2 separate regions of the Homo sapiens genome follow, and region 2 is linked to region 1. Evidence: read pairs that join two places in POLR2A ChIA-PET (ENCODE). Cell type or tissue: MCF 10A. All regions are shown on one strand. Links, peaks and the distances in the headings refer to the core of each region. The heading gives the core; the rest is flanking DNA. Region 1 has its middle 350 kb from the start of LINC02578. Region 2 has its middle 270 kb from the start of LINC02578.

Evidence for each region. ChIA-PET counts read pairs that join two places held together with the same protein. Peaks named below come from ENCODE experiments on the same cell type or tissue, not always from the same donor. Only the 100,000 strongest peaks of a DNase experiment are listed, where the experiment ranks them.
Region 2: POLR2A ChIA-PET joins it to region 1 with 5 read pairs; 2 of 35 experiments call an interaction of 5 or more read pairs at or near these places.

Annotation. Positions count from the first base shown.
Region 1 is chr9:118,325,672-118,336,869 of GRCh38, reverse strand. No RefSeq gene overlaps it. Among named protein-coding and RNA genes, the nearest start is that of LINC02578, 350 kb to the left of the region's middle. In MCF 10A, for the core only: no CTCF peak of the experiment used is centred there; a DNase peak (open chromatin) is centred at 4,989.
Region 2 is chr9:118,400,876-118,412,073 of GRCh38, reverse strand. No RefSeq gene overlaps it. Among named protein-coding and RNA genes, the nearest start is that of LINC02578, 270 kb to the left of the region's middle. In MCF 10A, for the core only: no CTCF peak of the experiment used is centred there; no DNase peak of the experiment used is centred there.

The sequences.
Region 1 (11,198 bases), core at 1,356-9,355:
TACTAATGTAAACCCTGGGGTTTTGGCAAATGAAATAGCCTGCTCAAAGTCCCACATCTAGTAGAGGGTTCATGTTTTTTGTGATTTCAGAACACACATTTCAATCATTACATTGCATTCTTTAGCCTCACCAAGATTATGTGCAGATATCTCAAGGTCACAGCCCTGGCTACGGCTGTGCAGGGGTTTAGATCCTCAAGCCAGAGATCTTTTCACAATAGCAGTTGGCCTCCTCTGTCTCTCTCAGTTTGCAGAGACCTGTAACAATAGATGTCCGTAGGGAACACTTGCTTAATGAAGTTGATTAATTTTTCAAAGGAGGTGACAGTCACCATGCATATAATTCACTTAGACTTCTAGTAGACTTTTGATACAATGCACGTCAAAGGTTAATCCATAAGGTTAATGTAGAGGGAATTGGTGGAGAAATAGTCAATTGGATAAACATTTTACAATGGGTTTAGTAATAGAGGGCAAAAGGTCTTATGGAAAGTGGCCTTGGCTCAGGTCAAAAAGATTAATCAATGCCAAGCTTAATCTACCTCATGCGTCAGTTACCTAGGAATGTTAAAAATCTGCTCTGTTCTGGAAAAAAAAAATTTTGTTGGTGACAAACAACAGACCAAAGAAATCTCAGAAAATCACATGGAAGTTGGATCATTAAGAAAAAGCAGGACAATTAGCAATTAATCTGTAGTTAATTGACAGATATTTATTCATACAACAAACACACATCTCAGTTTGCCTGTGATAGTACTAGTTTATGGAAGTTGCTCTGACGTAATTATAATTAGAAACCCCTTTAACCCTGATTTTAACAATAAATTACATAGTCACCCTATTTGTTGAGCATTCTCTCTGCACCAGAAATGGTGTAAAATATTTGCTGAGGCTTTGAAAATGAAAAAACATATATTATTTGTCAGTAACCATAGCATACTGTCATACAATGAGCTAGAAATCAAGAGACTGGACACTTTATTATTGGATATATCTCGTCACCTCTCCTGGTGACAGGTTTGTCCTTTATCAAATGAATGGGTGGAATTAAATCATAACTAAAGCCCTACTGCTATCTTTTCATGACATTCTACATCTTCTCTGTTCCCCTCAAATGCCTTACACATTGTCAGTCTGAGATTTTTTCATGCTAACAACCTTTCTTCTTTTCCCCATTCAAATTATGTGCTCTTGGAGTTGGTACTTACATTCCATTTCATCCATGAAAACTTTCCTTTCTTCAGTATCTTCTTTGAAGTCGAAGTGTATTCAGAAATGTATCTCACATTCTTTACTTGAGGTACCAGGAATGAGCCGCAGCCAAAAGATTTGAGCTCTAATTACCCTTAATCTCTAATCTTTGAGTGAATTAATGAATTTTTCTGGGGAAAAGGCTTACCACCCAGCCCAAGGATGAGAATATTGTTTAAATAAAAACAACTAACTAAAATTATCAAGTTCTTATATGAAAAACTCTTGCTGCACATATTACAGATATCTTCTTTGTTCTTACAATAAAGCCTATGATATACAGGGTAGTTTGAATCCTTTTTTTAACATACTAGAAAACTGAGGCTCAAAGGTATTCCATAATGTAATCAAGATTTCTTAATTATTAATAAGTACAAAACCAGATTTTAAATAGGAGCCCCTTCTCTAAACCATGATACTGTATTAATATTACATGGCCCTGCTTTTTTAAAAGGAGTCCCATTTCCTCTCATGGGAAGGGATATCTATGATGACCTGTGGAACAAATGACCCTCCGTATCTTACAGTGTGTTCATCAAATACAACTATTTATTTCTCTGACATTTTTTCTAAACTTTATAAGAAGAGAAGATGAAACAAATGTGAAATATAGAATGAGAACCCATGATGATCCTTAGGCAATGTGTCAGGAATAAAAACTTATCTGTGACATATGAAGATCCTTTTATAACAGCCCTTCTGAAATTACGTTTCAGGAGGCCTGATTCCTAATTTTGGCTCTCTATTTAATTTATGTATTTCCTAGAACTTGACTCTTCTCTTTGTCATGCAGGCCCAATTTCTGAATGCTTAACTGTAGGATATAGTCCAGAGAATCTCTAAGTGTCCTTGCAGCTCTGAAGATCTAGATTTCTGTGATCATACACTTTGTTTCTGCTGAGAGTAGAGGGGAGAATCTTTAACAAATAAAATAAATCATTCAATGATTATCAGAAAAATGTCCTTTTTCCTTTCCTGTTATAAGAATATTTCCATTCATTTCTGATGGAATACCCACACTTGGGGCACATGTGCCTGTAGCAATAATCTCTGACTTATGACCCCTATTGGGTTGGGGATCCTGATTTTGTTTTATTTTGTTTTTTAAATTTTCCTTCTCAATGTACATCCACTATTCATGAAAGAACATGATTTCTACTTGAAAGAATAACTAACGGAGAGTGGAAAAGAGGACAGATAGTCTGTGGTCTTGCCTGTTGTGGGAGAATCAGATGTCAATGGAAATATATGATGTTTCTTAGAGATTCAGACTCTTGTGACCATGGAAAAATTAGCCCATAAGACAAATTACAAATCAAATAAAGACAGGACTATGAGAAATATTAGGGGTATGCGTGCCCCCTTTTGTAATAGATAATTTTCCTTTGTGACTCATCATGTAGTCACTACACTTAAGCATGAAAGTCACCAATGGTGGATAAGGGACATTAGATGCTTGAGAATTATTGATTATAGAAATCTTCTTTTGTGGCTCTTATATAATTCCTCATTAATTTTCATTTAAAAAAGAAGATATATTGTTTTGTATCAGATTTATATGATTCAAGACTCATCTTCTGATACTCATTGTGATGGTTACTTATACATGTCAACTTGACTGAGCTAAGCAATGCTCAGAAAGCTGACAAAACATTATGTCTGGGTGTGTCTATGAGAGTGTTTCTGGAAGAGATTAGCATTTGAATCAGGAGACTGAGCAAAGAAGATCTGTCCTTACCTGCGTGAGTGGGCATCATCCAATCCCTTCAGGGCCAAGATAGAACAAAAAGTTAAAGGAAGAGTGAATTTTCGGTATCTGTTTTCTTGAGGCATGACACCCATCCTCTTCTGCCCTTCTGGATTTTGGACTTTTGAACTTCAGGACTTACACTATTGGCTTCCTTGGTTCTTAGTCATTCAGACTTGGACTGAATTACACTGCTAGCTTTCTTACTATCTATCTGTCTCTCTATCATTTATCTATCTATCTCTATCTATCTATCTATCTATCTATCTATCTATCTATCTATCTATCTATCTATCTGTCATCTATCTATCTATCATCTCCTATTGGTTCTGTTTCTCTGGAGAACCTTCACTAATACACTCTTCTAGTTCCCTCTTTACTTGAGCTACTAGGAAACTCAGTGCTGAGTTTTAAATTCCCCTTTTATGCCCTATCTTAGCTAATTTAGCAGCCTAAATGAAAAAAAAATCCAAATTGTGGTAGCTTAGTGGACTAAACAAGTTAAGGCTTATCTGTTACAAGATGTCAGAAAGTAGGCTGTCCAAAACTGGCATGGGAGAGCCACAAAGTCCTCAGTAATTCTACTTCCTGCAGCTCACTGCCCTTAATCCCTCGTCATTAAGACCAAGAAAACTGCTAGAGTTTAAATGACAATTTTGTGGGTTCATATTAGGTGTATATATTTATGGGATGCATGAGATGTTTTGATGCAGGTAGGTAATGTGAAAGAAACATATCATGGAAAATGGGGTATCCATCCCCTCAAGCATTTATCCTTTGAGTTACAAACAAACCAATTACATTACTTTTTTCATGATATTTGTGTTTCAGGAGGCAATAATAAGAAAGTGTAAAATGGATGTTGTAGTAGATAACTGGAAGTCTCCATCATGGGAAGTTTTGAAGTTATCTTTAAAGTTATTACACACACACACACACACACACACACACACACACACACACAGTGACATGGTAAACTTTGCCTTCTCTCCTTTTCCCGCCTTCGTTCCCAAATGGATTTAATGACTTGAAGTGTGCTCAATTTATTTCTAAGTTCAGAGTATGGGAGAGTCTAAGAACTGAAATAAATAACATCATTGAGAATGTTGGTACATACAAATGAGTGAGAATCAGTTTTCTGAGTTGTTTCTTGGCTTTCCTATTGCAGAAGCACATAAAGATTTTAGCAGGTGCCATCAGTGGGTTTTTTTATTCCGTCATATCCCCCACTGGAGAGAGTTGTGTGTTCCATCCCATCTTCTTACCTTCCTACTTAATATGACCTATAGTAAAGAATATAGTTGTTACATGCAATTAATTGTACTGGGAAACATTGAACTCAAATATTCTTTTATTTTTTAATGTAAAGAAAATAAGGCCAAGAGACATGAGGTGATATGTCAAATGTCATGAAATAAGTTAAAGGCAGGTATCAACCTATACATTAGCATAAGAATAACGGGTAAGAGACCTACCTGCTAGACCCTGTAATCTGAGGACAATTTTGTTTCTTCCACTTACTAGCTGTATGTTTTTTGGCAAACTATTTAAGTTCTTTCTGTCTCTATTTTCTCCTCTCTGAGATCTGAATTAAAATAGTACTAATTTCAAAAATTTTGTGAAAATTAAATGAGATGATGTGTGCAAAATGTTTAACACTATGTTTGGCCTATAATTAGTGCTTAAAATGTTTTAGCTAAAAATTAAGAAATGATAGAGGCTAGTAAACAATTTGTCAATAGATAAATAAATAGTATGTATAAGATGGGCTTTGCCATGAGTTTAGAGAAGATAGCAATCTCTATGGGCCTGGGTGATGTGAGGAAGCTTTTGCAGAGAGAAGCCCGCAGGATTTCTCTAGCCAAGCATGCTTACTTCGTAATATTTAAAAAAAACCTGCTGTCCAAGCTGTTAGCTGGAATTGAAAGATAGAGGGATGGTTAGAGGGCCTATTTAGTAAGAGCAGAAAAATGCACTGGGAGTGAATCATTTGTCTGGACATAGAAGGCTGAGTCAGTGAGGACGGACTGTCACGTAGGCAGGTTGAGCTAAAGCCAAAAACACTGGGCAATGATTGCTCTGAGGGACAACTTCCAGCCAAGCATTGACACTCCCTCTATGCCCCCAACTAGTCCCAAGTTCAGAGTTTCTCCCATGATCCCTCAGTCAGAATTGCAGGGAGGGCAGGACACCCTGGCAAAAGTAGAAAAATGCCAGCTTGCTGTCCGCTACATTTCTGATGGCATCCTGAAGTTAATTTTTGTCCAAAGAGTCCCATAAGGTAAAGGGAAAAATATTGATTCAATATGAGAAACTGCTAAAACTCCTGAGTCTTTAAATGACAGAGAAGCCTCTCCTTGGAAGCAGTGAGTTCTTCAAAGCTATAGGGTTTCAAGCAGCAGACACTGTACAGGTACACCCAAGATAAACTGTAGAGACAATTTTTTCATTAAGAACAAGGCCTATTTTGATGACTTTCAACTCAAAAAGTTCATCACTTTATACTTTGAGTTGAATTAAAAACCATAATTAAACATTTGCTTTCCTAGCTGAAAAATGTAGACTGCACCTAAGCCAAGGTAAAAAGTAGTAACAATCATAAGCTATCAATCAATAGTAAGTACCCACCCTGTAATAAACAGTGATCTAAATATTGTAGAAAATAGAGAGTTGCATTGTACAGAGCCACTATCTTCACACAGTAACTTTAAGCACTAAGGCTGAGTGGAGAAAAATATTTTCACATTATTAGAATATTCATTATTTCTTTCCATCTGAAGGCAAAATATTCATTGGCAACTCCATTCCAGGCTAGAAATACAGGGATGTTCCAATCTCTAGGGATACAACAATAAATAAATTCAGGCATCTGTCTCCAGAAGGAAGGATAGCCACTACAGATTTGGGAGGTCAAGAACCGTTTCTTGGCCAGGTGCTGTTGCTCATGCCTGCTATCCCAGCACATTGGGAGGCCAAGACAAGAGACTCGCTCAAGCCCAGGAGTTCGAGACCAGCTTGGGCAACATAGTGAAACCCTGTAGTCCCTGCTACTCCAGGAGCCGAGGTGGGAGGATTGCTTGAGCCTGGGAGAGCAAGGCTGCAGTGAGCCAAGATTGCATTCCTGCATTCCAGCCTGGGTGGCAGAGCGAGACCCTATCTCAACAACAAAACAACAAAAACCAAAACAAACACACAAACAGACAAACAAAATCTTTTCCTTGAAAGATATATACATTCAAATGAGAAGAATAGGAGCAGAAGGGGACCTTTTCATATTCAGTTCATGTTGTGGTCAAAAAGGGCGGAAAAGAATGTCTAGTGTCTGTAAAAATCTGCAGGAAGTTCAAATCTTGGCAAAGTGAGGGAGAAGACGGGATAAGGTTAAAGACGTAGGAAGTTTGTATTGTGATATTTAATAGATGCTATGGATGTCAAACCCAGATTCCTGTTGCCTGGCTGGTGCACCAGTTCTCCAGATGCTGTAAGTGTCGGATGCTAATGGCTCACGGTTTACTCCCCTCAGCCAACAGGAGTCACTCTGCTGGAAGAAACATAGGCATTTACATCTCCCCACAGGGTGCCTGAAGACAAAGACTGATATAAATTGAGATTAAAAGGCTAACACCCTAACCACAATGTGAAACCAGCCCTGAGACACAATTCATACTCCTGAGATTCCCTGGGATTGGGTTCGAAGTTAGACTTCAGCTGCAAAGACACCTTTGTTTGGAGGCATCCCATGCCCTTTTCTTCTCCTACTCCTTTAAAGATTTCTTCTGTATGATATCTCCCTCAATAAGCAACTTATCATCAATCCCCAACTCAAACTCTGCTTCTAGGAAGCTCAACCTAAGGCACTATTGACTCAAATTTTGTTCATTTTCTTTCTCCAATCCAGTTATTTTCCACATCCCTAAACATTAATTTGTATGATCTGATTGGAATAAGACACTATTCATCTAGGCCTCATTGAGTTAAATGTACACATCATAATGTCCTCGCTATGCAGACAAAAAAAAAAAACTTATTTGATTTGGTTGTATCTGTCTACCTTAAAGAAAAATAAAATAGATGCTCATTGTCTGAATAACATATATATTGAAATCTTTCCTTTAAATATTCTCGGCTTGCAAAGTTCTTATGGCCACTCATTTCAACAAATAGTACATCTTATTATCTTAGTCACCACCTCTTCTCTTGCACATTGGCTACTGGGCACAGTAATCCTATTCCTATTAAACAGATGAGGAAACTGGGAATACTTAGAGGTTAACAGTTTTGCAACAGTCATAGAACCAGACCTATAATCAGTCTCCTGATTCTCCACCCAGTGAAGCTTTCACTACCCCAGTGTAGAGAAAATGCTAAGGGTCCATGGATGCCACTTGTTGTTTGCTCGTTTCTTTCCTGTTTCTATTTTTTTCCTCATGTGTTTCCAATGAGAGAGCATTTTGATCCCTATTTGGCATTCCAGCAAATCATTTTCCAGAAAAATCCCAGATCCAGAGATTTGTCCATCCCAAAGGCGTCATGGAAAGACCAAAGTGGCAGGACAAATCCAGAAGCCTGATTTCCATGGGCAGTTATCACAATTCTTTTGTAACAGGGTTATTGCATATGCGTTAACACGTATGTTGGCTCATGGTAACGTGAAAAGCTGGAAAGCTGAGCTGAAGCAGAAGAATGGAGGAATTGTTCTAAGGAGTACAGTTACAGAGCCTCAAAAATCTAGATCCAAGCTAACTCTTCTGGCTCCCTAGTCAGCATTGATTGAATGTGTTTGCATGTCTAGCAGAATGTGTGGAGCTAGGACAATAACAGAAAATGTGTATTACATATTTATTCTAATATTACAAATTGACTCTGAAGCACAGTGCTGGGCACATAGCACGCTATAAATGTTTATTCACTAAATGTTTGAATTTTACCATATATTTTAAGACCAACTCATCTGTCAAGCAAGGTGGAAGATGTAGTTATCTAAAATAAATAAATTATTTTTCAGTGATATACAATTGCAGGGATAGGAAATGTCCCTTTAAGGACAAAGTGTGCCTGAAGGATAAAAAACTTTAGGAAGACCTGGCTTAATTGTATGCTGTGCAAATAATTAGGTGTGTTGAACTGGCAAGTGACTTAACTTTTCTGGTTTCCGGTTTCCCTGAATATAAAATAAGGGGTCAAGCCAGGTGATTGAGTACCATGGCTCCTTGAAATTTTAATATTTTCTGAATTGTACTAAAGTTTCTACACTATGTAGAAGTTTCCCCAGCCCTAAAAAGAACGCTGAGGTTTGGCTTCCATTGAAACATCTTCTAAAGGAAGTGTGCATTTCCCCTACATATAGAATTTGGTGACAGGCAGGTTGCCTAAAAAGATATTTTCACTGCAATTAGTTTTCTTTACTCCCTGACAGAGGGTTTCAGAGCCCAGAGGCAACTTTCACCAGGATAAAAATACTCTGCACTGTCAGTAGAAGATATTCTTACATAACATGCACTGATTTCTTTCCCCCATTTTGCAAGTGCTCAGAGGAATGGTAGGGTTTGCTGACATCTTCAAGCAGGTCAACACGCATTAAGGCTTTACTCCCTTGTCTGATATAAGCAGAACATTGCTTATTTAAACTATTCTCTGAGTAAGTTGCTGAAGAGAACTTTAGGTCAAGGGTAAAGATTATTTTCACTTTTATTTATAGGCGTTCTTTCTTTTTAAAATAATGTTGGAAAAATAATGAAAGCATTTTACTACAACAGTGGTTCTCAACTGGAGGTAATTTTTCCTCTCCCAGGGGATATTTGGCACAGTCTGGGAATATTTTTGTTTGTCACAACTGGGGAAGTGTTACTGGAGTCTAGAATATAGAAGCCAGCAAACATTCTATAACAGGCAAGATGCCCCTTGCCCCTACCAAAGAAATAATCTGGCTCTATTTGAGAAAAACTTGCATTAAAATTTCAAAAAACATACATTCTAATATAGCAGGTGATTTTATCTTCTTGTTCAAATGTGAATTACATAATTATAATTATGTTTTACATGTAATTTAGCATTTTCTTCCTTTTGTTTGTATCACATTATAAATATTTCCACATTTATGATTTCATCTTCCTAATTATTATTTTAATGGCTGCTTAAGAATCCATTGGGTCAATCTGCCATATCATGGAATCCCATTTTCCTATTGTTGATTATTTAGGGTGTTTCCAACATATCCCTTTATTTTGAATGATTTATTATGATAACTTTTCAGGGATGTAAATTACTGTGTCATTGACATGATTATGTTTCAGGCTTCAGCTTCCCAAAATTTTTTCACAGTTAAATATTAAAAATTAAAATATCTTTTCAGTAATTTGATCAAGGTTACTTAAAAGTTTATGGCAATGACATGAATCAAATTTAGATATTTAGATCTTGCATGTCTCATAAAAAAATGCAATTTGGAAAGTCAAAGCTAAGCATCCTAAATTATTTACTTTTTTGATCTCTATAAATATGTTTATTTTCTTTTTCTTTTTCTTTTTCTTTTTTTTTTTTTTTTTTTTTTGAGACAGGGTTTTACTCTTGTTGCCCAGGCTGGAGTGCAATGGTAAGATCTCAGCTCACCGCAACCTCCGCCTCCTGGGATCAAGCGATTCTCCTGCCTCAGCCTCCCAAGTAGCTGGGATTACAGGCATGTGCCACCACGCCTGGCCAATTTTGTATTTTTAGTTGAGATGGGGTTTCTCCATGTTGGCCAGGCTGGTCTTGAACTCCTGACCTCAGGTGATCTACCCGCCTCGGTCTCCCAAAGTGTGGGATTACAGGCGTGAGCCACCTCTCCTGGCCTATTTTCTAGATAAAACTCAAGTCCCTTGTTTCCATTCCCTAATAAAAAAAAAAAGTGTATTACAAAGTTCAGTGAAGATTCAGAACTGAGCACAGTAATGCATGAAACATTTCACATGTCTCTACAGTTGTGCTCCAAATCTTCATGGAAAGAAAAAAATGCGAAATGGAGATCACCCTGCTGTCCCATGTGGCACATAAATAATGGGTGATCTATTTAAAAAAAATCTCTTTTCCAATGAATGGTCCTTTTTATTTTCCAAAAAATAACCTTTAAAATATTCTAACACTGTATTATTCTACGTTTTCTGGTCCCATTCTGACCTCTTCCATCTGAGCTATACTAGCGTAAAGACCAACACAGAGTAAATTGTCCCGTTCACCTTGAATTGTATTTTTCTCCTTGATTAGGAAAAGAGTCAAATAAGTAGTTATTTGAGAAATGCTTGAATAGACAAAGTTAGTCAAGGCTGGGGAAGAATTGAAAAGGTAAATAATCAACCACCAGAAAGATTGTGGAGGGTGGCTCTTTGTCCTCCTTGTGTCGTAAGTAGGAGTTGATAGTATGAGCGATGTAAGAGAAATGAGTTGTCAAGTGGAAGGGAAGTGCACAGAAAAATGAATAAACATACACAAATCTAGCACGTCTTTCAGGATTCAGCATAAAGTTCTCCCTTCATAGAGCCATTCCCAATCCTCCTGAAAGAAAGTGATCTCTCCCACTTGTTTACACACAAGGATTCCTAAGAAAATCCCTTTTGTGAGATGTTTTATTTTCTACTTTTTAATTTTATTCCAAATGATCATTTTATTCCAAATGATAATATTACTGATGGCAGGAGATGTGCCTCATTCATTTTCCTATTCCATATGGCAGCTGGTACAATGTATTAAAGATAGTAGCTGCCCACTGAAAAGAGATTTAATGAAATGAAACATGAATATTTACCAAACAGTACAATTAAAGGAAGACCAGGGTGCTGACCTTTCCATTATGCAGGTGATGTTTGCAAATACGTGATTTGGTTTGATGGTTACTGAGAGCAAAGCATTCTATAGTTTTAAACGTCACACACAATTTGAAATTAGTGCACCCCAGAACTATGACAGAGACAAAAGAGGAATTGAAAGAGGTTCAAATGAAAGAGTTAATGAAGAGGAGAAACATGAAACATCATAGGTTGCATTAATTATCTATTGCTACATGACACACTACCCCAGAATGTAGTGACCTAAAACAACACACATTATCTCATAGTTTCTGTGGGTCATAAAATCAGGGGCACTTAGCTGGGTCCCCTGCCACAAGATCTTTACTTGGGCTGCAATTAATATGCTAATCAAGCTGACTGTCATCTGAGGACTCGAC
Region 2 (11,198 bases), core at 1,553-9,552, 75 kb before region 1:
TAAAGAGAATTCCAACAATAATGAAAAAGAAATGGTGGCTAGAAAAAAACAGTGATTATAACTTGGGCTGTACAAATGAAGAGGAGTGCTGAATCCTCTTTAAATCCCACTCAGAGAAGCAAAAATATTATCTCTTTACACTCAGGTGTCTTATGCAAAGGATGGGGTTGGTTTAGTTAGACAACAAATATAATAGTAATAATAATAATATTGCAAGCAGAGACTTTGCAAAGATGTAAGGAAATGAAGCAAGAAACTTTGTGGATTCACAAATAAAAATGCAAAAATGAAAATGATTATATAGGAAGCTGAGCCTGATGTATCACTTTATGTATTTATTTGTTCATATTGATTCATTTCTTTATTCAAGAAAAAGCAATTAGAGTTCGTACCTGTATCAACTGAATCCAGTGCATGTGTTACCTACCCTTAGATAGAAAATCTTAAATCAGCATATGGGCAAGCAGGCACTCACGTCAGAGTTTGAAGGAAGAAAGGCCTTAGAATAGTTTAGCCATGCTAATAGAGTAACAATGGGCAAAAGGCATATTATAATATCATAGGGTTTTTTTCTAAGTGGGCTTTCTTGCTCCCATTTTACAGAAAAAAAAAAGAAGACTCTGAGGGAAGTTAAACAATTTGCCCAGAGTCTCATGGTTAGTATTCCACAGGAAGGATTTAAGATTGAATCTGTCCAGAAATTCCAAGTATATTACTGGAATGTGGCTACCTCCCAACATTAAAACAACTGCATTTATTGGGCTGCTTTATTGCCTATTTTTTATAGTTTCTCCTCTGCCTGAAATATATTTTCCATGCCTCATTGTAAATTCACATCCTTTGAGACTTGGTTCAAAGTCCGTCTTCTCTATAGAGCTTTACCTGAATCTTCTCAATGAACTTTAAAAAAGTAAAAGTTATTTTAAAAAAGGTAGCCTCTTCTACCTTTCAGCCCTCATGAAATTTTATCCCTACATTCCTTATAATTATCTCACTTTATACTCAGTACCACTGCTGATTATATAATTATTCTATAATTAATATTTCTGTCTCTCATCTGAGATAGAAAACTGTCATTTTGCTTTGCAAATCTCAATGTACATGGCAATTTATCAGGGCAGAGATTATGTAGTATTTGAGCAAGACCTTTGGGCTTGGTGTCAGAAGTACTGCAAGTTCCAGATTTCTCACTGCGTCGCAGCGTGCGCATCAGTGAATGTCTATGAGCCTCAGTTTTCTAATCCCTACCAAAAAAAAGATAAATAAAAATGTCTTTCATCATTTGTGTGAGCATAAAGTCAGTTAAGTTGGTTAAAATATGTTTTTATCAAATATTTATCAAAATATGTTTTTATCCTGCACTCTTATATGAAGGAGTGCACTATTGAAGGTAAATGTTTGGCTATTGCAAGAAAGAGACCCCAACATAAAAAGTTATCAAGAAAATGAAAATTTATTTATCTCGCATCTAGCATCATGAGGTAGCATTTCAGGTTGGGAATTGCTCTATTCCTTGAAGTAATATAGAGGCCTGGGTTGCTTGAAACTTCTTGCTATTTTATTATTGCTGTCCTTGTTTATACCTGTGGAGCGGGGTCACAGGCTCAACCATGTTCCAGCCAGCAGGAGAAGAAAGATGTGCAGTTATGATAGATTAGTTTTATATAAGTTCAGGGAGGCAGAAGTCACACACATAACTTCTGACTACAGTCACTTGGAAATAGCCTAGTTTCCATGGCCATCCCCAGCTGCAAGTCTCTAGTAAATGAAGTTTCTAGCTTAACAACTGCTATGGTATGAATGTCCCCTCCAAAATTCATGTTGAAATGTAATTGCCATTTTGATGATATTAAGAGGTGGGACCTTTGAGAGGTGATTAGGTCATGAAGGCTCTGTCCTCATGAATGGATTAGTGCTGTTATCATGAGAGTGAGTTAGTAATGACAGGAGTGGACTCCTGTCAGCTTCCACCCTTCCTCTTTCTGTCTTGTATTCTCACTTGCTGATATGGTGTGGCTCTGTGTCCCCACCCAAATCTCACGTTGAACTGTAATTCCCAATGCTGGGGAGGGACTTGGTGGGATGTGATTGAATCATGGGGGAAATCAAGATGTCACCCTTGCTGTTCTCATGATAGTGAGTGAGTTCTCATGAGATCTAGTTGTCTGAAAGTGTGTAGCACTTCTGCCTTCATGCTCTCTGTCTCTCTTCTGTCATGTGAAGATGTGCTTGCTTACTCTTCAACTTCCACCATGATTGTAAGTTTCCAAAGCCTCCCTAGCCATGCCTCCTGTAAATCCTGTAGAACTGTGAGTTAATTAAATTTCTTTTATTTGTAAACTACCTGGTCTAATGTAGTGTTTTATAGTAATGTGAGAACAAGCTAATACACTTGCCCTTTCACCGTGGGAGGATGCAGCCCAAAGGCATAGCTTATGTTGTCACCATGCTGTTGGACTTCCAGGCCTCTATTACCATAAGCCAGAAAAACTTCTGTTATTTAGAATTACCCAGTCTGTGGTATTCAGTTATAGCAGAAGAAAACGGACTAAGACAATGGCCATGGAACCATCTTGAACTTCATTATTGTAAAGAATGAGAGAATAAATTTTGGTAGAAAACTAGCACTTTCTGCCATAGGAAGTGATGACAAAATGAGATAGTATTATAATATAAACCTAATATAAAAACCTAATATAAACACCCATAATCACTGAGGCATGAACACTCAATGTAGGTCTGAAAGTTAGGTTTCATATGGGCAGAAGAATGTAGAAAATCTTTAGTAGTACAGTTCAATATGCATAATAAGGTTAAGTGATTTAGAGAGATGATCAGGTTATTTATATATGCTAATTGTGGGTGTCCATGAACAGATATTAAACTCTCAGGGAGCAAGCACAACTGTAGTTTATAGAATACAATCAGTGTTGATGATGCCACATCATTTCCAGTTGCCGCTTTTTTTTTTTTTTTAACACTTTTGTAATCTGCAAGAGACGAGATACTCACATGTTGCCTGATTTTATAGTTAGGTAATCAGTATGGCTATTACTCACATCACACTCATTACTGGGGATAAAATTTTTAAAATCACTTAAGTTAGACTCCAAGGAGAGCACCTCGATCAAAGGGTAGTGAGAGATAGTAACACATTATTATTGGAAGGCACACAATAGCCACCTACGGTTACAGGCAGGAGAATTGAAGAGACTACCTCCATGAGACACACTTTAAATCAATAAACAGGGATGTGGGCTTGATATAATGAAAACATGGGGAGTTCTTCCAATAAATCTTAGAAACATGATGAGATAAGCACAGAGAGAGGAGAACAGCTCCATACACTAGAGTGGTAACAGTTATTGTTATTTCTTGTTTATTTCCAGCGAAGAAATGTTTTTGGAAACTGCTAGATAAATTTTAATTATTAATGAAAGTAATAAAAATATTTATAAGAAAACAACTAGAAAGTAAATGAAGGAGCACACCAATGAATTAGCATTTAATTACTAAATATTGCAACAGACAGCTAAATGCAGGGCATCCGCTGTACAAGCAAATGGGGAAAGAGCCCTAGGACTTGAGTGTAAACTCTTCCAGAGATGGGTATTAGATACATGGGGCTAATTTGGAATTTGCTTCCTCAAATAACTAGGGGGCAAATTCTGCTTGTGTTAATTTTCTGGCAAATAAATATCTTTACACCTCAGTGTCAAAGCTGCACTCAAGGTAATTTATCAGTTAGAACTGCTTTTATCTCATAGTGACTTTTTGTTAATGTTTAAGAATCTTCTAATCGCTTACTCCATGACAATGGTTAAGTGACTTGCTCTCATTGAGCCTCTGGGCTTTTGTGCTACAAAATGAATAAAGAGAAGGTAGTGTAGGAAACGAGGTTGGGAATTGACTTGGTTACTTTCAAGTATATCAAGACCCTAGTATTTTGAGCCTACATTATCTTCAATCATGGATGTTTCAAATTGAATAAGTCAATTGGCTCTTAGAGGCTGGTTGAAAGAGCTGGTCCAATCCCCTGTTATGGAAGCTATCTGGGTTATCATGGGCATTTCAGATGTTGGTGACTTGGCGAATTCAGTTACCACTGGTATATAGTTGAGTTTTCCTGGGGCTATCTCTGAGAAGGGGATATTTGTTTTCATGGCACTGTAACAGTTAACAACTGCAGCTCCAGTATCAGCCAGCCTCTTTTAAAACTTGATACCGCGATTTTTTTATTTGAGTGTCTTTGGATAAGATATTAACATCTTCATGACTCAGTTTACTCATGCTTAAAATGAGATACTAGTGCTACTTATAGGAATCTTGTGAGGATATCAAGAAATGACTACCTAAAATGTTAGTGCATTGTTAGTCCTTAATAAGCACTAAGTAAATGCCTTTTGTGATCATTTCAATTCTCATGGAGAGTGATGCTAATTTGCAGATAACACAGCAGATAGATGAGGAGTTCACGTTTAGAAAATAAGGGAAGATGTCAATCTCAGGATTATTTTGTGAGCTTTAATAGGGTCCCTATACATACACTTTTCACTGGTGTCTTCCCAGCTCACTGTAACTCTACTTTCTTTGGAAACAGATGCCTTCTCCACCCATGGGACTGGGCCACTAGTATCCATGTTTATAGAGTTCTGCTCACGATCTCAGGACTTATTGGTCTATAGGATAACAATTAGACTCATGATAAGACAATTCAGTCTTTTGTCATTGGAATTTGGAATTAGGACTAGTAATCCCTTTATGATTACTCTCACAACATGAAAATTTGGGACCTGGGCTGTGGCCGTGTTTTTAAACATTCCAGCAAAAGACCTAAAAAGTCATTGGTCTAGATAAAAAAATTCAAACAGAAATGTAGTGATGAAATAAGGAAAAATAATCCTGGAGCCTTTCTAGGCTCTGCTTCAAACCCAGTGGTTTCTGAATCTGTATGTTTATTAGAATTACTTGGGTATCTTCTAAAAACTCTAAAGCCCAGATTGCACTATAGACTAATGAAATCACAAATTTTGAGGATGGGACACAGACATCAGTATTTTAAAATCTCTCTGAATAATTTCAATACACAGATATGTTTGGAATCCTTGTTCTAGTCCTTTCTGAGAGTCTATCTATAGAACTGCCCATAAGTTACAAAATCCATTCACATGTCTTTATAACAATATAAGCTGGGATTTAAGAATTATGTACTTTTACAAGACTAGGTACTAAATAGAGATGATATTGTACAAACTAGTATTTTAGATGGGGATTTAACCATTCATTCTTTATGCACACATTATTATTATAAGAAAACTTTATTTTTTTTAATTTTTTTATTTTTTCTTCTTTTTTTATTTTATTATTATTATACTTTAAGTTTTAGGGTACATGTGCACAATGTGCAGGTTAGTTACATATGTATACATGTGCCATGCTGGTGTGCTGCTTTAGAGTTGCATTCAAAGACATATAAAACATTGAAATATAGTATTTATAATGGATGAACAACAAATGAGGATAAACATTAGACTCTTGTAAACCACACATCTGGTAATAATGTTCCCTCATTTTTTTCCCTAAGTTTCGTGGTAGCCAAATAGAAAATGGCAACTAGTTTAGTCACGCCGTTGAATTTACATGTGAAAAAGTAAACTACATAGAAACATAAATGTTCTTTTACTCTTGGGGGTGTGTACTTGGGAGAAGAGAGTCAAGCAATTCCCCAAACCTACTCATTCATAAATGCCTGCCACATTAAATGTCTTCTAATCCCTAGGACTCCCTCTTAAGGTCAATATAGAGAGAATTCAAGATAAATTCTTTGTTGTTTTATCTGAGTACCCAACCACCTAGTCAATTCCAGCTCTTTTAAAGTTTCTTGGCTATTCAGTTAACTGTTTCTGCTTTAGACCCTCTGTGGACTTTTGAAATACATGATGAAAACCCTAGATATTCAAATGTCTAGTGTATAAATATATAATATATATATTTATGTATGATATATATAGCCCAGAATATAGTATACATATATAATACAGTATTATATATATAGTATACTATATAGCATATATAGTATAGTACATATGCTATACTATTTATATATACTGTATATATACACTCTATACACACTATATATATTCTATATTCTATATGAATGAATATATGTACTATATTTATTTTTAATAAAAATGAGTTTAAATGATTTATGGAAAAGGACCCAGTGTAGTGCCAGGAATATAATAAATTTTCTGCAAATATAACTTGCAGGTGAGAATAAAGACAGAAGTATAAGAGTAGTGAAGACACTCAGAACTTTCTAAGACAGCATTCTCCATGTCTGATGCAGATTTCATCAATATTGTCTGGAGGGTTCAAATATATATGTATTTGCAGAACATTTATTATATTCCTGGCACTACACTGGGTCCTTTTTCATAAATCATTTTAACTCATTTTTATTAAAAACCTTTACGTTAAGTATTATTTTCCCCATTTTACAGGAAAGGGAACTAAAGCTCAGGGATCTTGAAACCAAAATGAGTGTTTCAAGGTCACAAAAATATATGCCAGTTTTAAATAAAAATAAGACACGTTTTCTATTTAAAGAAAAAGATGAGATTTGGTTGTGTAGGAATTTTTGTAGCACAGAGTTGTGAATAACACAGAATAATACAGGACAGTCAATAGCTCATGCCTCAGTTTCTTCATTGTCAAATCAAAGATGGCACTGGTTTTAAACAAAGTTAGAAGACTTCAGGGAAACATGTCTTCCAGGTGCAAAATAAGATTAGCATGACAAGAAGCATAACAAATTGATCAAACTGCTGGTTAGACACCCAGAGTTCTCACAAAACATCATCTTGCAGCACTAAATGCCAATCAATGAGGATTAAGTGGATTGAATTTTCCTTGGAGAAACATGAGTTTTTAAAATGAAAAGGAAAAGTCTTGGATTAATAGCTACTAAGGGTTTTGCCGACACAATGCCAAAGAAACCAGTCATTTGATAAACTTACTTTTGAAAAGAAAAGCTTTGAGTTCAGAATCATGAAAGTAGTAAGTATAAAGTCTAGAAGGAACCTAATATGTGAAATATACTGATCACTAAACAAAATCCGCAATGTATCCAGGATACATTATAGCAAAAATTAATTAGATTATTTCCCTAAAATTTTCAATATGTGGAAAGCTCTCTAAGGGGGAATAGAAAGAAAACACATACACATACACATAGATACACAAAATTCTGATGGGAGGAGGAAAACCCCCATTTTATTATAATTCAAGACTAGTATATTGTACTCAGTCACTCTCAGGACATTAAATTTAGAAAGGTGGACCCCACAAGGGCAAAGTTAAGTCAATTGATGAGGCCAATTGAATTACACCAATATGGCCTTGATTATCTTTATCACACAGTGTCTGACCATAGGCCTTACAAGTTATTATCAGGTATTGAGAGGGGCCTGTATGTCCCCTTGGGAAACACCTAACATGAACCAATAAAAGCAATTCCAGCTAACAGAGATGCAGTGTGATAGAATCAACCAGACACTAGATGAGGCCGTTTAATGTAGTACTTGTGCCTGTAGCTGCATTTTCTATCCTGGCTCCTTAGTTTGGAGTCCCGTTTTTCTTTGTCACTTCCTGATCTGAAATGTTGGCTTCTCCTTGTTTTGAAATGATAGCTTCAACCTGCCGCTATCAACACCTGGCTTTTCTGATCATGGTCTGCAGCTTCCGTCAAATGTTTCTTTCTGGTCCTGACCCTGAGTGTCCCCACTTTAATTTTAATTAGGTTTTATTCTCAATAACAGATTAAGATACTCTATTAAAATACTCCAGATTAAGATCACTCTGCAAAATATACATATATTGTTTTTTACTTCTCAGGGCTCTTAGGTGGGAGAGAGGTACTCTGGGGACACCAACATGAGTTAGGTTAGCATATTTTCTGTGCTCATGAAATTTACAGCTATAAGAAAGACAGACAATAAAACAATCCCTTTCTATGAATGTATTAAGCAATCTGGTAGGAACAGTACAAAAACGTGCCCTGAACATGCTCCACCGGAGTCAGGGGAGGCCTCTTGAGGGAGGTGAAGTTGAATCTATGAATAGAGGAAAGAGGGAGGCAGAGACAGCAGAAATAAGTGTTCAAGTAGTGAAAGCAGCACATATTCAGGCCTGGAGATAAAGAAGAATCAATGTCTTAAAGGTGGAGAAGAAAACTCTGAGTGACTTGGGAAAAGATTCAATCAGAGATGTGGCTGAGAAGGATGCTAGAGGTGTGGGCAGGCGGGAGATGTGCAAGAGCTTTGAAATCCATGAAAGGAAGTTAGACTTGATTATGTGTGCAAGAAGGGCCCATTAAAGGGTTTTTAGTGGGTCAAGTAAGATGGTGAGAAAACTTATTCGAAAATTTATTCTTGTGGTATATAAGAATAAAAGACTTTCTGTTTTCCTGTCCTGCAACTGGCAATATTAAAGCAAATCCAAACAAATATCATTGTGGGAAGGGCTGGTCTCCGCTGAGGGCTGGCCCACTGGGTCTCCTACTTGGGTACCATTAAAGAACAGTAGATCTGGACCCAGTACACCTTTTACATCATCATTCTAGTGCCAAGACTGAGAAGACCAAGTAAATGGTATCTCTGAACAATAATAATCCCTAAGTGAGATATGCCATCCCTTACATAAGCAAGCAAGAAAAGACTGAGACAGGAACCAAAAAACAGACATTTTATATATCATGCCAAAGACCGCTGAGGGTAAGTAAAAATCTGAGAAATGCCATCCATCATCCATCCAGGCAATTGTCTGCTCTGACAGCTTATGCAGGGAGCAAGGACATATTGCTGGAGAGCTTGGAGGAAGGGGGAGAATTCTGTGCCTCTGTGTCCTTAAAGGTGAGCTTTAGACTGGCAACATCATTCAATTTCTCTTCTGCAAGGGTCTATTCATGTAATGGTCATGCAAGAGTTTCTTAACTGATTTGCATTTTTAATTTACATTTAAAATAGTAAGAAATCTAGCATAAAGTAGTCCAGTAGATTTCAAACTAGAATTTATAGATCTCGTGCTTCAGGGAATGTGCTTCAGTGCCAGGTCCCTACAACCTGCTTCAGTAAGAACAATCCATTATTTCAGTTTACATATTGAGATTAAGTAACATATTTCTGAAATAAACATATCCACTGTTTGGAAAAAATGCTAGAAAAAGATTTTGTGTATCGAAAGAGAATCAGGAGATTTGAGATTGATGAGCTGTTTGATCTTTGGCATATCCCTTCTTCTTTCTGAGCCATCTCCTCAGCAAAACATCGAGGAGCCAAAGTAAATAAACTTTATGGTTTCTTTTAGATTAAAAATTTTGACATATATATCAAATTTTGAGATATATAAATTAAAATTATATATTTACATCTATCTATCTATCATCTCTCTATCTATATATATATATATATAGAGAGAGAGAGAGAGAGAGAGAGAAAGAGAAAGAGAGAGAGAGAAAGCCAAAGGAATGCAAAGTAAAATTATTTACCTTCCTGGAAAAAAAATCTGATCTTATTCTGTACTTCTGAAACATCCTTTTGTTTTAAGCTTATTTCAATCCATAGAATCTGCCTTTAATTTACAATATAATTTTCTTTATTCCAAAATATGTAATTACATTCACATTTTCATGTGGGGGTTCTTAAAATAAGATGAAATTGTGAACTTACTCCTCAGAACTACCCACATATATATTCAGATTTGTGTGCAACTTAAGACCCCAGTAAAAACCTTCACGCAAATGTCTTAATAGGACTTATTCTAACTCAATTTATCAGTGCATTTATTCATCAAATGTTTGTAGGCTATCAATTATTGGCCACATAATTGATAGTCTAGGTTCTAAGAATTTAAAATAAAAAGACACAATTATCTTTATAAAATTGTGTGTTTTATTATTGTAGTTGTTCACAGCCCAGAGAAAGAGACAAATCTGTAAACAAGTCAAAAGCCCAGTGGTGGCAGATATTGTGACATAGAGATCAAAGAAGGAAACTGACATATCCAAAGTCACAAAGCTAATAACTTGCAGACCTGGGTTTCCACGTCTGTTGGGACTTTGCTCAATGTATTTTTTTTTTTTTCACCTAAAGTCACAAAAGCTGCTAACATTTGAGTTCTACTTCTTTCCCTCTAAAGGACATTGGAGGTTTTAGAAGACGTTTGATAGTCCTTGACTAGGAGGATTAAGACACTAAATTGCACTGACATGGTCCATAAATCACCAAATGAGTCAGATCCAGACAGTGGCTCAGTAGGAACAGGACACATCAAGAGTGATAGCCATCAAGATTGTGTTGGAGAATTGCAGGCTATATACAGGGTCCAGGCCAAGCATGGGAGATGCTTCCTCCTTCTTTGCACATTGCCCAGGAAGAAAGAGGGAGGAAGGCATTTCTTCTTTAAATCATGATGAGGACTGTTACAAAACTGGTCTACTTCTGGAGTCAGAGTCCCTTGTTTCAAATGCAGACTTTGCAATTCATTTTGTGACCTTGGACCCCTGACTTCATCTTTTTTAGATCCACTTTGTAGGGTGAGCCTACAGATCGAATGAAATAACAGGTGAGGTTTTTAGCTTGGCACTTACTAGAGTAACTGTTCAGAAGTTGTGAAGCGCATATAATTATATTTGGTGTCTTTTTAATCTCATCTTGGTTTGGCCCATTTTAGTTTATAATATTTTGCGCTGAGGGTGGGAGAAATTCACACCAAAGGTATTTAATCACTTACATTGTTAAAGCACACCAAATTTATTAATAGTCAGATGTGTTATTATATTTAAATTCTCCACAGATGACACATCACCTTATTGCCTGTACTTGGGGCAACTACTTCCACCACCATCACCCCCCCTGGACTAACCACCGAAACCTTCTTTCATCATCATTAGTTCACTTGCTTTTCACACCAATCTTGCTAGTTAGGTAGTGGTATTCACTTTTTTAAATGTTAAAACTGAGGCATGGAGAGATAAGTAATGATAATAATATTAATCATCATCATAATAGCTATTATTTAATAGTATTTACTAATATGTTCAACATAGCACAAATTACTGAAAATGCATTTTGATAATGACTCCCATCTAAACTCTGTGATGGAAATTGCTTGTTCCCCTGCCTCAGACAAAGAAACTT